Regions from separate parts of the Mus musculus genome. Here region 1 is linked to region 2. Evidence: chromatin loops called from intact Hi-C (ENCODE). Cell type or tissue: heart. All regions are shown on one strand. Links, peaks and the distances in the headings refer to the core of each region. The heading gives the core; the rest is flanking DNA.

The links. Hi-C counts contacts between places; a loop is a spot of excess contacts. Peaks named below come from ENCODE experiments on the same cell type or tissue, not always from the same donor. Only the 100,000 strongest peaks of a DNase experiment are listed, where the experiment ranks them.
Region 1: it touches region 2 in a loop (1.8-fold over the local background); 2 of 42 quality-filtered maps call a loop at or near these places.

What each region holds. Positions count from the first base shown.
Region 1 is chr2:135,011,901-135,017,287 of GRCm38, reverse strand. All of the region lies in intron 3 of Plcb1 (phospholipase C, beta 1), which reads right to left. Among named protein-coding and RNA genes, the nearest start is that of Gm39941, 97 kb to the right of the region's middle. In heart, for the core only: no CTCF peak of the experiment used is centred there; no DNase peak of the experiment used is centred there.
Region 2 is chr2:135,272,006-135,277,392 of GRCm38, reverse strand. The region is part of intron 9 of Plcb1 (phospholipase C, beta 1); the gene reads right to left. Among named protein-coding and RNA genes, the nearest start is that of 4930545L23Rik, 59 kb to the right of the region's middle. In heart, for the core only: no CTCF peak of the experiment used is centred there; no DNase peak of the experiment used is centred there; H3K27ac peaks cover 1,116 bases.

The DNA.
Region 1 (5,387 bases), core at 95-5,094, 260 kb after region 2:
CCAAGGTGGCTGGCTCACAACCACCTGTAACTCTAGCTCCAAAAGATAAAATACTTCTGGTTACCTTTAGCACCTGCATTCCTTTACACATGCACATGCATGTATGTACACACCTGCACGCAGAGTTAACCTTAAAAATCAGTAACTAAATAAAGGTAGACTGTTCATAAATTGATACATAAGTGGTCACAGAATACACACCAAATTCAATAAAGTTAAATACACTGTATATATTTTAATTACAAACATGCTAGTAAAAGGAGTAAACAGGCTGCCCTATGTCACTATAGCACATCCACCAGAAAGGTATAAATTGCAAACTTTGGGTAAGGATGTATAAAACCTGATCTGATCGATTTCCTACTCTTACTGAAGTATAAATTAAGGGAATTCTTTTACAAAAATACTTGGCCCTAATCAACACAGAATTCATTGACTTGGCAATTATATGCCTGTACATGTGTTCTTGGCAGGAAGCATGAGGAAGAATACTAAAATCATATATAGCATGGTCTTCTCGTGGCTGTTGTGAGACTGCCACCCACTCAGTGGCTTAAAGTAACAGAAGTTTATTTTTATAATTCTGGGGCCTACTTGTCATACCACAAAGTTGAAATCTATCTAAACAAATGAAAATAGTCAGACACAGAAAAGTAATAAGAATTTATGTCAAATTATTGGCTTATTAATTCTATTATTTGTAGATGTCAAGTGAATAGATCCATCTTTTGCCTTTGACATAAATAGGAATGCACTAGGTCAAAAACATCTTCCATCACCCTCTCTCCTATTCCTCAGCATTATCTTTCTCATAGCTCTATCACTCTCTTAAATGACTATTCATGTATATATTCCTTATTGCCAATGTCTTCCTTAATAGCCTTGAAGATCCATATGGTCGAATTCATATCTGCCTGTCCTACAAGATATGGAATTGGGTTCTTAAGTTTAATATTCACAGGGGGCTGTGATCTCTATATGTATGTCTATCTACATTGTGACATATGCCATACAAAGCCTGAAACATGGCAAACTCCCAGCAGTCTATTCAATTCTGTGCGGTCCATAATTGTGGCAAGAATCTTTACATGTAGACAGCTGAATGCTATCACAGGAAACTACTTCCTAGTCCTGCAAGAGTCCTGATATGCCTTGCTTCACAGGTCAACCATCATACCCATGTATTCTTATGGCTTCTGCTGATTTACTGGGACCTTATAGCAACTGGGTGTGCCAGTGATCTCTCTCCATCAATGTATGTATCACTAAAATGCTACTTGACTCTAAAAAACATTCAGAATCTTTTCAGTACCCAACACTGTAGAAAAATACTCATAACTAGATTTTTTGATAGTAAATCAAAATAATATAGCTTATATTTGGAGTCTTTAATCAAACTAGAACACGAATCATGAAAATTAGTAATGAAACTACATGACTATCAACAGTAGAAAAACAAAAATACCATATTGCTAGATAGCTAGATATCCACAACTCTTCAGTGTCTTGAACAGGCAGCGATGTGTGTGGCATCAGCAGACAGAATGACGAATGTGAGGTAATTTGTCTCACATGTCACAGCTGGGTAGTGGCACGGCTGAAAATAGACTCTTTTAACAGTTGACTTTTTAACAGTGTGATTTCAGCTACTTAGAAAAAATGCTAATAAGCCTAGGGGTGTAACATTACACAAAGCTAAGAATCACCATTCCAAGAAAGTGCCGCGTTCACTCACCTCCAGATTCACATGCAGGATCATCACTTTCAACCAAGCAGTATAATAAAACCAAGCATCTGATTTTAAACGTAAGAAACCTGGTCCAAAGATGCAAGGTATTGTAATTCATAATTTTCAATGGCTCAGAGCTGTGGTTCTCAATCTGTGAGTCATAACCTCCTTGGGGGTTAAAGACCCTTTCACAGGGGTTGCCTAAGACCATCAGAAAACACAGATATTTACACAGATATTATTCATAACAGTAGCAAAATCACAGTTATGAAGTAGCAATGAAATAGTGTTATATTTGGGGTCACCACAACATGAGAAACTGTATTAAAGAATAGTGGCATAAAGAAGATTGACAACCACTGGCTTAGAGCATCCATTTCAGGTTTTCATAAACCTGTTCATTCACAAAGGCTCCATAGCACACCGAGCTTTGCTATAAGTGTCTTATATCCACAGGACACAATTTTCACAACTAATGAGCCAGTGCTGATTCACTGTCTTCTACCTATAGTCCATGTGTTTCCTCAATTTGAACCCAATGCCCCTTATAGGTCTCAGAGTCCCATGCAGGAAGCTATCACCTTTAGCCTTTATCATATCTACCTGGGCATCTCCATACTGTGCTTTTCAGTGAGGGATTAGTGTTTCCCTTGAGGAAGAACAATTCTAAGATTCTTAGACAACGTAGCAGGAGAAAGGATAAGAGGTCAGAAAGAGAATTAGCTTTCTGTGGCCTTCCAATGGCTTTCAGTTCCAAGTACTCAGCATGACCAGGCACACTTTAAGGGATTGCTTTCTGAGGTGGAGATATGAATGGCCCACCATTATGGAGCATTCCAACAATTAGGTAAAATAGTTAAAAATAATACTGAGATCATAGACGACAACAACAACAACAACAACAACAACAACAACAACAACAACAATCTGCTGCAGCAGGAGCAGCCGCAGCAGGCAGTGATTATTTTCTAAGTTGATCTCTGTGACCCACATGGTGAAAAGAAAGAACAGACTTCTACAAGTTGCCTTGTGATTTCCACATGATTTTTGTAGTATATGAACACACACAAATAAATGAATAAATAGATATATAAATAAATAAATAGTTGAAAATTATAATATCGAAAAATAGTAATGGTGAGTTTAATTTATATGATTCTAAATTCTATAACAGTTTTGGACATCTGGCTTTGTGAACTGACACTATTAATAGCAAAGATACAAATGCAAATGTTTCTGGCTACTGGAGGCCCAGGTTCTAGGTGGCTCTAACTTTGTGGAAGCCATCTTCTGGAAGAAAAAGATTAACTGCAAAAATAGCCTCAACTCCCACTTTTCATATTATCCAGTCATTTCATCACTGTGATTTGGTGAGTCTTTGTACTACCGGGTAATCTATTTTGCCCCTCCAATCTAAGGCAAACTAGAAACGTGCCTTGGCATTGAGAATGCTGCATAATTGATGGAGTACCTTTTTGGATGGAGGCACCTTAAGAGACCTTAGTGTTTTATCTTCTTTCCCCGCAAGAACATGATTGGGCTGGGTCAATTATAAAGGAATGTGGATCACTTACAGAGCAGTAGAGGCAATTCTTGACCTGCCTTGAGCTAGCTGACCCCAAAACAGATCCCAAGAGATCCCAGCCCAAAATCAGAGGAGCAACTTCTTCAACTCACAGCTCAGTAGACACACAGGAGCTGGGCCTGATGTAGAAGTACTCATAGCTCATCAGTACTGCAAATATTTGTGACTTCACGTCCCCAAGTCTCAGGATAGCTGTTGCAGCTTGTGAAGAACTCTAAGTTCTACCCTCTAGCATGAGCACTAAACACTGACAACTCATGATTTGAACATTCCTTGTCTACTAAGAGAATATTTCCACATTTCAGAGAATAAATACAGAGCTGCCAGGGATCAGAATTTGAGGAAAATATACAGCTTTCCAAAAATATGTAATTGAACCACAAAAATCTTCAAGAAACAGGTTTTGGTATATTATTTGTAACTCAAAGCAGTCATAATTACTAATAAATGTCATTTTAAGTGCCTGAATCATGTTTCAAAAATATACAATCTGTACTCAATCTAGGTTGTAAAGGATGAAGATATAATTTAGATAACTCTGTCCATAATATTTCTGAAAATGGAATGTTTAAAGGATTTTAATATTTTCATAGAAACTTCAAACCATACAGCACTGTACTAGACCACAGACCCTTTTGATATAATGCACCCTTTAATTCTATGCTGCACTAGAAAACTGCTATCTCCCCCACTGTATTAGCTACTCGAGGAGCATGTTTGTTTGTGTTTTTCAAGGTAAATGAGAGAAAAGTAAAATAACCTTGGAAACTATTTCTTTCAGCCTTTACCTTACTGCTTTTTAATCTCATATTTTCATGTCAGCAACTAGATATGGAAGGAAACATTGGGGAAAATGTCAGAATGGATGTATTAGTGATTGCACATAATAGAAAACTGAGCATCTCTGACTTTTGATATAGATATGCAAATATGTGGTCCAAACTCTAAAATAAAAAAACTCACACCACAGGGATTCATTCCAAAAATTCACAATACCACCCATTGCTTTCAGTGCGAGTTAGCTGTCAATATTCTTGATAATATAACCTGCCTACAAAGAAAGAAAACAAAATCTCTGTCACATATTTTACTGGTAAATAAGAAAAATATTTTAGATATGTAAACAGCTACACATGAGCCCTAAAAAGACTTTTGAAAAGCTACTTTAACTAACATAGGCAATGTTTATGGCACAAAGGAAATTATGCATAAGTCATCCTTCTCAATGAAAAAGCAAGAACGGTCTTGGTGTCTAGTAGGCCGGGCATTCAAATTTTACATAAGACATGAATAGATTCCACTAAACCCCCTTCCTGGCTGGGTTAACATCCGAGGGTACTGGATGTTGACAGGCAAAGCCATTCTAGGTGTTGAATAAAATTAATCTTCTCTTTGATTCTCGATCACCTGTGTGTCTCACCAGACATCACTTATGTTCATATACAGGTTGGTTTCTGGACAACAATCACTACATTGAAATGCCACATGGTGATGCCATGACCATCTTCTTTTTTTTTTTTTTTTTTTTTTTTTTTTTTTTTGGTTTTTGGTTTTTCGAGACAGGGTTTCTCTGTATAGCCCTGGCTGTCCTGGAACTCACTTTGTAGACCAGGCTGGCCTCAAATTCAGAAATCTGCCTGTCTCTACCTCCCGAGAGCGCTAGGATTAAAGGCGTGCACCACCACTCCCGGCCATGACCATCTTCTAATTTAGCCAATCCAATGCACAGCTCACTGGGCAAACTTATTATCTTATAAAACAAATTTTAACATCTTCTAAATCACTTCTATGTTTCATTGCTGGAATTCACTATACTTACATCATATTACATTGTTTCTTATATTTCCTCCTGCTCTTTTGTTTCATGTGTAAGGACCACTAACAGCAGCACTTCCTCTTATTTATTCTTTAATATTATATGACACTAACTGCAAGATCTTTTTATGGAAGATGTTCACTATGCTTTTAACTGAATTAGATCCAATCACAAATTTGACTTCTCATAACATATAATTACATGCAATATTGATTAATTCTTAAGAAAATACACATGGATAAGAATTTTACCAAGTT
Region 2 (5,387 bases), core at 183-5,182:
CAGGGAGGGAGCTCTACTGCATTTCATGAGTGCACTGCTCTGTGGTTCTGACCACAACACAAAGGAGGCAAAGTCTTTTAGATCCTTGACCATGATGTCTAAGTTAAATGGATCCTGACTTTACAGATGCAAAGCCTTCACTCTCCTTAATCCCATCTACTCCAAAGCACAAAGGCAGTCCCAGCTGTGTGTTCTCCCAAACTTTCTGAGAAGGAACACAGAACCATCCTATCGTTTCAAGTGTCATGAGACTGTCCATCCATCATGGGAACCCTGCTCTGCAGACTTCTGGAAGCACAAGCAGGAAACAACACTTTCCTCCTCCTAAGCTTTCAGATCATCCTGGGATTATACGTCTTTGCCATTATAACCAATTCCAGCAGTTCTTAAGTTAGATGCACAGTCCGTGGTTTTAAAATCAAAATGTTTGTGACCTGGCATCAGGTATCTGGCAAAGAAAGCAGTTGTGTGGACAGCCTGGACCAGGGAGGGCCTCTTCTTTGAGTATGTGGAGATTGGTCTGCTTGTTGTTTTCTTCTGTACTTAGGGTCAGACTTAGGATGCAGACATGCTAGTTAAGTGCTTTACCTCTGAGCTACACCACCCAGATCACTTTCTCAATTTGAGACTATGCCTCAAAAGCTTCCCAGGCAGGTCACGGAGTTGAGATTTCCTATGTTAACCTCCTAAGTAGCCAGCATCACAGACTTGTGCCACCAGGTGGAAAATTCTTTTAAATTACTGCAATCAAGATAAACATTTGGTTTTCTGGTAGGGAGACTGTAGTAGGTGGCATCACTGTCTAGGAGGAAATATGATTCAACTTCCATTTGCATCTCCCTACTTGATGCCTTACTTGGGAGTTCCTGGAAGTTAGGACTTTCCTATAGCATCCTCAAACACAGTGGATGATGGATGCCCAACATACTAATACAATGTTTGCCCCACTACTGAGCTCTGCTTATGCACAGTGAGAACAGAGCTTCTCTGAATGCCTTTTCCTCCTTCTCAGTCCTGTGGCCTTTCTACTGCTTCCAAGGATTACATCTCAAATGTTTTTGGACTCCAATTTATGTTTTTCAGAGTTAGTTCCTAAGGAAATGTAGAAAAGAACATATAGGAACATGAGTATACAGCATACAGTATACAGAAATGGTTCATTTTCTACATGTTAGCTGCAGTATTGGGTAACGCAGTTGATTTTTATCTCTTGTCCAAAATTAAGTCTTGTTCCTAAGTCTGGAGATTTTATATATATTTAAAACTGGAGTTCTAAAGATTGCAAGGGTTTGGAATTAAGACCTAGCTCCCAGAATTGCTGAAGTCTCTTAAAGAAATCCTCAGTTATCTCTGGCTTCCATTTGATAGCCATCTAGTTCCTCAGTTGGGTGTTAACATGGACTATCCAGTCTTGTTTCCTTGTGATCATGTGTCTTAGTTAGGGCTTTACTGCTGTGAACAGACACCATGACCAAGGCAACTCTTATAAAGGACAACATTTAATTGGAGCTGGCTTACAGGTTCAGAGGTTTAGTCAATTATTATCAAGGTGGGAGCATGGCAGTGTCTAGGCAGGCATGGAGCAGGAGGACCTAAGAGTTCTACATCTTCATCTGAAGGCCGCTAGGGTTTCATTGCCCACCCTAACAGCAACATACTTCTTCCAACAAGGCCACACCTCCTAATAGTGCCACTCCATGGGACAAGCATATTCAAGCCACCATATCACGACTTGTCTGTTCCATACATTCTGTGTGTGTTCCTCCTTTTTGGTGTGAATGATACTCTGGGGATTGCAGGGCTGGGGACAAACTGCCTGTGGCTCAGCATAGGTCAGCTTGCCTAGCTGTTTCTCTTTCTGAACAGTGAAAATAGAGCCTTCTCTCTGCAACTGAAACAGAGTCCCATCTCTCTACAGCGGAAAGGTGGGAGGTGTAACAGCGGCGACTGTCATCACCATATCCTGATAGTAAGTTTCGTGGAAGGGAAAAGAGCTATTTGTATAGTCTGAAGACTTTACACATGAAATGGCAGGTCATCTTAGGAAAGTTTTTGTGATGAGGGAAGAACCCAGAAGACACAGCGTACCGTAGGTGTCTTGGCCTACCAGGGTCCCTTTCCTTCCTTGAGGCTGCCATTCGCCTTTGCCTTTTACTATTTTTACATTTCCTGTATGGCTATTTTCTGAACAGAAAGAATTTTCGTTGTGACAAGACAAGGCTGTGAGTTTCTGGCTAGTGTCTAGCTGCTGAGCAAACACTGAGGTCATCAAAGGAAAGGCCAGAGAAGGAAAACACAGGCTTCCTGGGCTAGGCCTCTGCTTCCCCTATTAGTCCAGGCCTTCTGGGAATGAAGGAAAAGCAACAAGAGAAAGAAGGTGCTGGAAGTTACCCGGTGTACCAGGCAACAGTAGGCATACCATGGCTGTCCCAGCAAAAGGGGGGGGGTCTTAGTTCATTTATTTGCTTTTGTTCCCCCCCCCCCATTCTTAGCCCATTTCAAATACTTCAGAGAGGTCTGTGAAGATAAGAGTCTCAGAGTGAAGAGCAGTTTTCAATGCACAGAGGAAGGACAGTGCCATTCCTCCCTAACCTTCCACAGGGGCTAGAAAGTCAATAGGTGGAATTTAAGTAGGATTCTAATCAATACAATGCTAGGGCAGCTTTCAGCGGCTTCCTCGGTCGCAGTAAATTAAGACATGAAAGAATTAGCTAAGGCATATAGTTTTCATTTGACTTTGTCTTGGGAGAAGTTGGCTTTGTTCCTTCGTTTTAGTTCTGTCTTTCCCGCAGGTGCTGTGTGGGTAATCTATGCACACACCTTAATTGTGAGGCAGATCTTTAAACCGGTCAATATTTCCTGCAGATGAGCAGTTTTACAACTGAACATCTTGTATCTCCTGGGGTTTGAGCCACAGCACCTGCAGGAGCAGGCAGCAGCCTGCAGAAGACACAGGGGAAGGGAGGGCTGTCACCACACACTTCTAGGACACACTAGCTTCTTTTCTTGTAATCCTAATAGTGCTTTTGGCAGTTTTATTCCCTCTACACACGGTTTTCTTGTAATACTTTGTTAAAAGAAACCCAGAGAAAGCAGTACTCTGGCAAGGGCAAATTTGAGAACCAAGGCTATAGATGCAATGTTGACACACAACGTCAGCACTGTATCTCTTTTCTAAGAACTGCTGTTGGGAGAGCCCACATGGGACTCTAGAGCAGCTCAGGGCAAGAGGGAGAATAGAAGGAGCCTCAGTCACAGTAGAGTTTCTTTCTTACTTGTTCCTTCTGTGATCTGAGAGTTAAATGCTAAATGGCTAAGTCCCTCAGTGACAAGAACCCCTGGTGCAAGCATCAGGATTAGTAACAAGGGAGATGCTGGGAGAAGGTAGGGCATGTACTTCAGGGTTGAGCTACAGTTCCCAGGGATTTCAGGATGGCTATGAATGCATTGAGAGGAATTTCTGCAGTGTTATGGCGGATGTTGCTGACTAGGCTTGGAAAGTGTGTGGCAAGGGAAATGAGAGGAACACCCATGTCACTAAACTGCAGGTGTCATCTAATTTCACAGGAGAACAACCCAAGGATGGAGCAAGGAGGGCTTCATTCCTTGGTGGAGTTTACTTGCTTAAGTCTGCCATGATGTCAAACATTTTCCTAAACTCCAACAAGACATTTGATTTTTCAAGTATGCACACGGCGATAGTAATAGTAGTAGTAGTAGTAGTAGTAGTAGTAGTAATAATAATAATAATAATAATAACAACAACAATAATAATAACAATGAAAACAAATTTTTGGGATAGTGTTTCAAGTAGCACTGATGAACTTAGACCCTCTATGTATCCATACGTGACCCTCAATTCTCTGTCCTTTGTTTCCACTTCCCAAGTGCTGGAATTATAAGAGTGTACCACTCTCCCTGGTTTATATGGTGCTGGGATGAAACCCAGGGCTTTATGCATGCTGGGCTAGCTCTTTACCAACTGGTGTTATAACCCTAGCCCACCCTTATGATGTCTGCCAGCACATCACTAATGTTTAATCTTCCTAAGTGGATCTTGTCACCCTCTGATCAGCGTGCCTTCCGTTTGCTCTTCACCAGTTCACTGATCTATGACTGCACTCTCTGCTTCCATTCGTCACTTTTTAGATTGTTTTCCTCAGTGAAATCATGCAGTTTTGGAGGAAGGACAATTCTCAATCACATCTTCGGAGCTCCTGGATTCACATGCTCACAGCCACTGCAAACCCTGACTCTTGGCTTGTTGGATAAGCACACCCATTTCTGTGTTTCAGTTCAATTTACATTTCTGTTGCTTTCCATTGAAGGAGCATGATATCATGTGTGATGGTCAGAATCTGGTCATACTGCCTTCTTCCTGGGATTAATAATGTTCCACTATAGTTGGACTGCGTAGGGATTTAAAATAAAACAATATTGCAAACACAATTTAGTTATTCCTCCTGATACAGGCATGTTACCTTGTTTCTACTTTATGGAAAATTCTTGGTGTACCTGAACTTGTAATGCTTGCTTAAAACAAAAATTTTGCACATCGTAATTTTGAGTTTATTTCAACTCTTAAAGCATTAACTCCCTAGGTACTGATCCAAACACTAAGGGGAATTACGTACTGTATTAGTCAGGGTTCTCTAGAGTCACAGAACTTACGGACAGTCTCTAGATAGTAAAGGAATTTATTGATGACTTACAGTTGGCAGCCCAATTCCCAACAATGATTCAGTCGCAGCTGTGAATGGAAGTCCAAGGATCTAGCAGTTACTCAGTCTCACGCAGCAAGCAGGCAAAGGAACAAGAGCAAGAGCTAGACTCCCTTCTTCCAATGTCCTTATATTGTCTCCAGCAAAAGGTGTAGCCCAGATTAAAGGTGTGTTCCACCACACCTTTAATCCCAGATGAAAGGCATAGCCCAGATTAAAGGTGTGTTCCTTAACTCGGAGATTCAATCTTCTGGAATCCATAGCCACTATGGCTCAAGATCTTCAAACCAAGATCCAGATAAGGATCTCCAAGCCTCCAGATAAGGGTCACTGGTGAGCCTTCCAATTCCGGATTGTAGTTCATTCCAAATATTGTCAAGTTGACAACCAGGAATAGCCACTACACGTACCTTCAGTTTTACAATTTAATGGCAATAAGCCATTTAGAACATGTAGTACATATAAAATATAGTACATATAGTTATATAGTACAGTTTATCAGTAATTCATGAGGAAGACTTGGTGATGATGAAGAGTGGAGCTTGAAGCACCTGCTAATACTGTGTTCTGCTATATTAGTTCAATTATTCAACAAATACATACATACATATATACATACATGCATACATACACACACATGCTCTTTATAAAAGAGTGAGAGAAGAA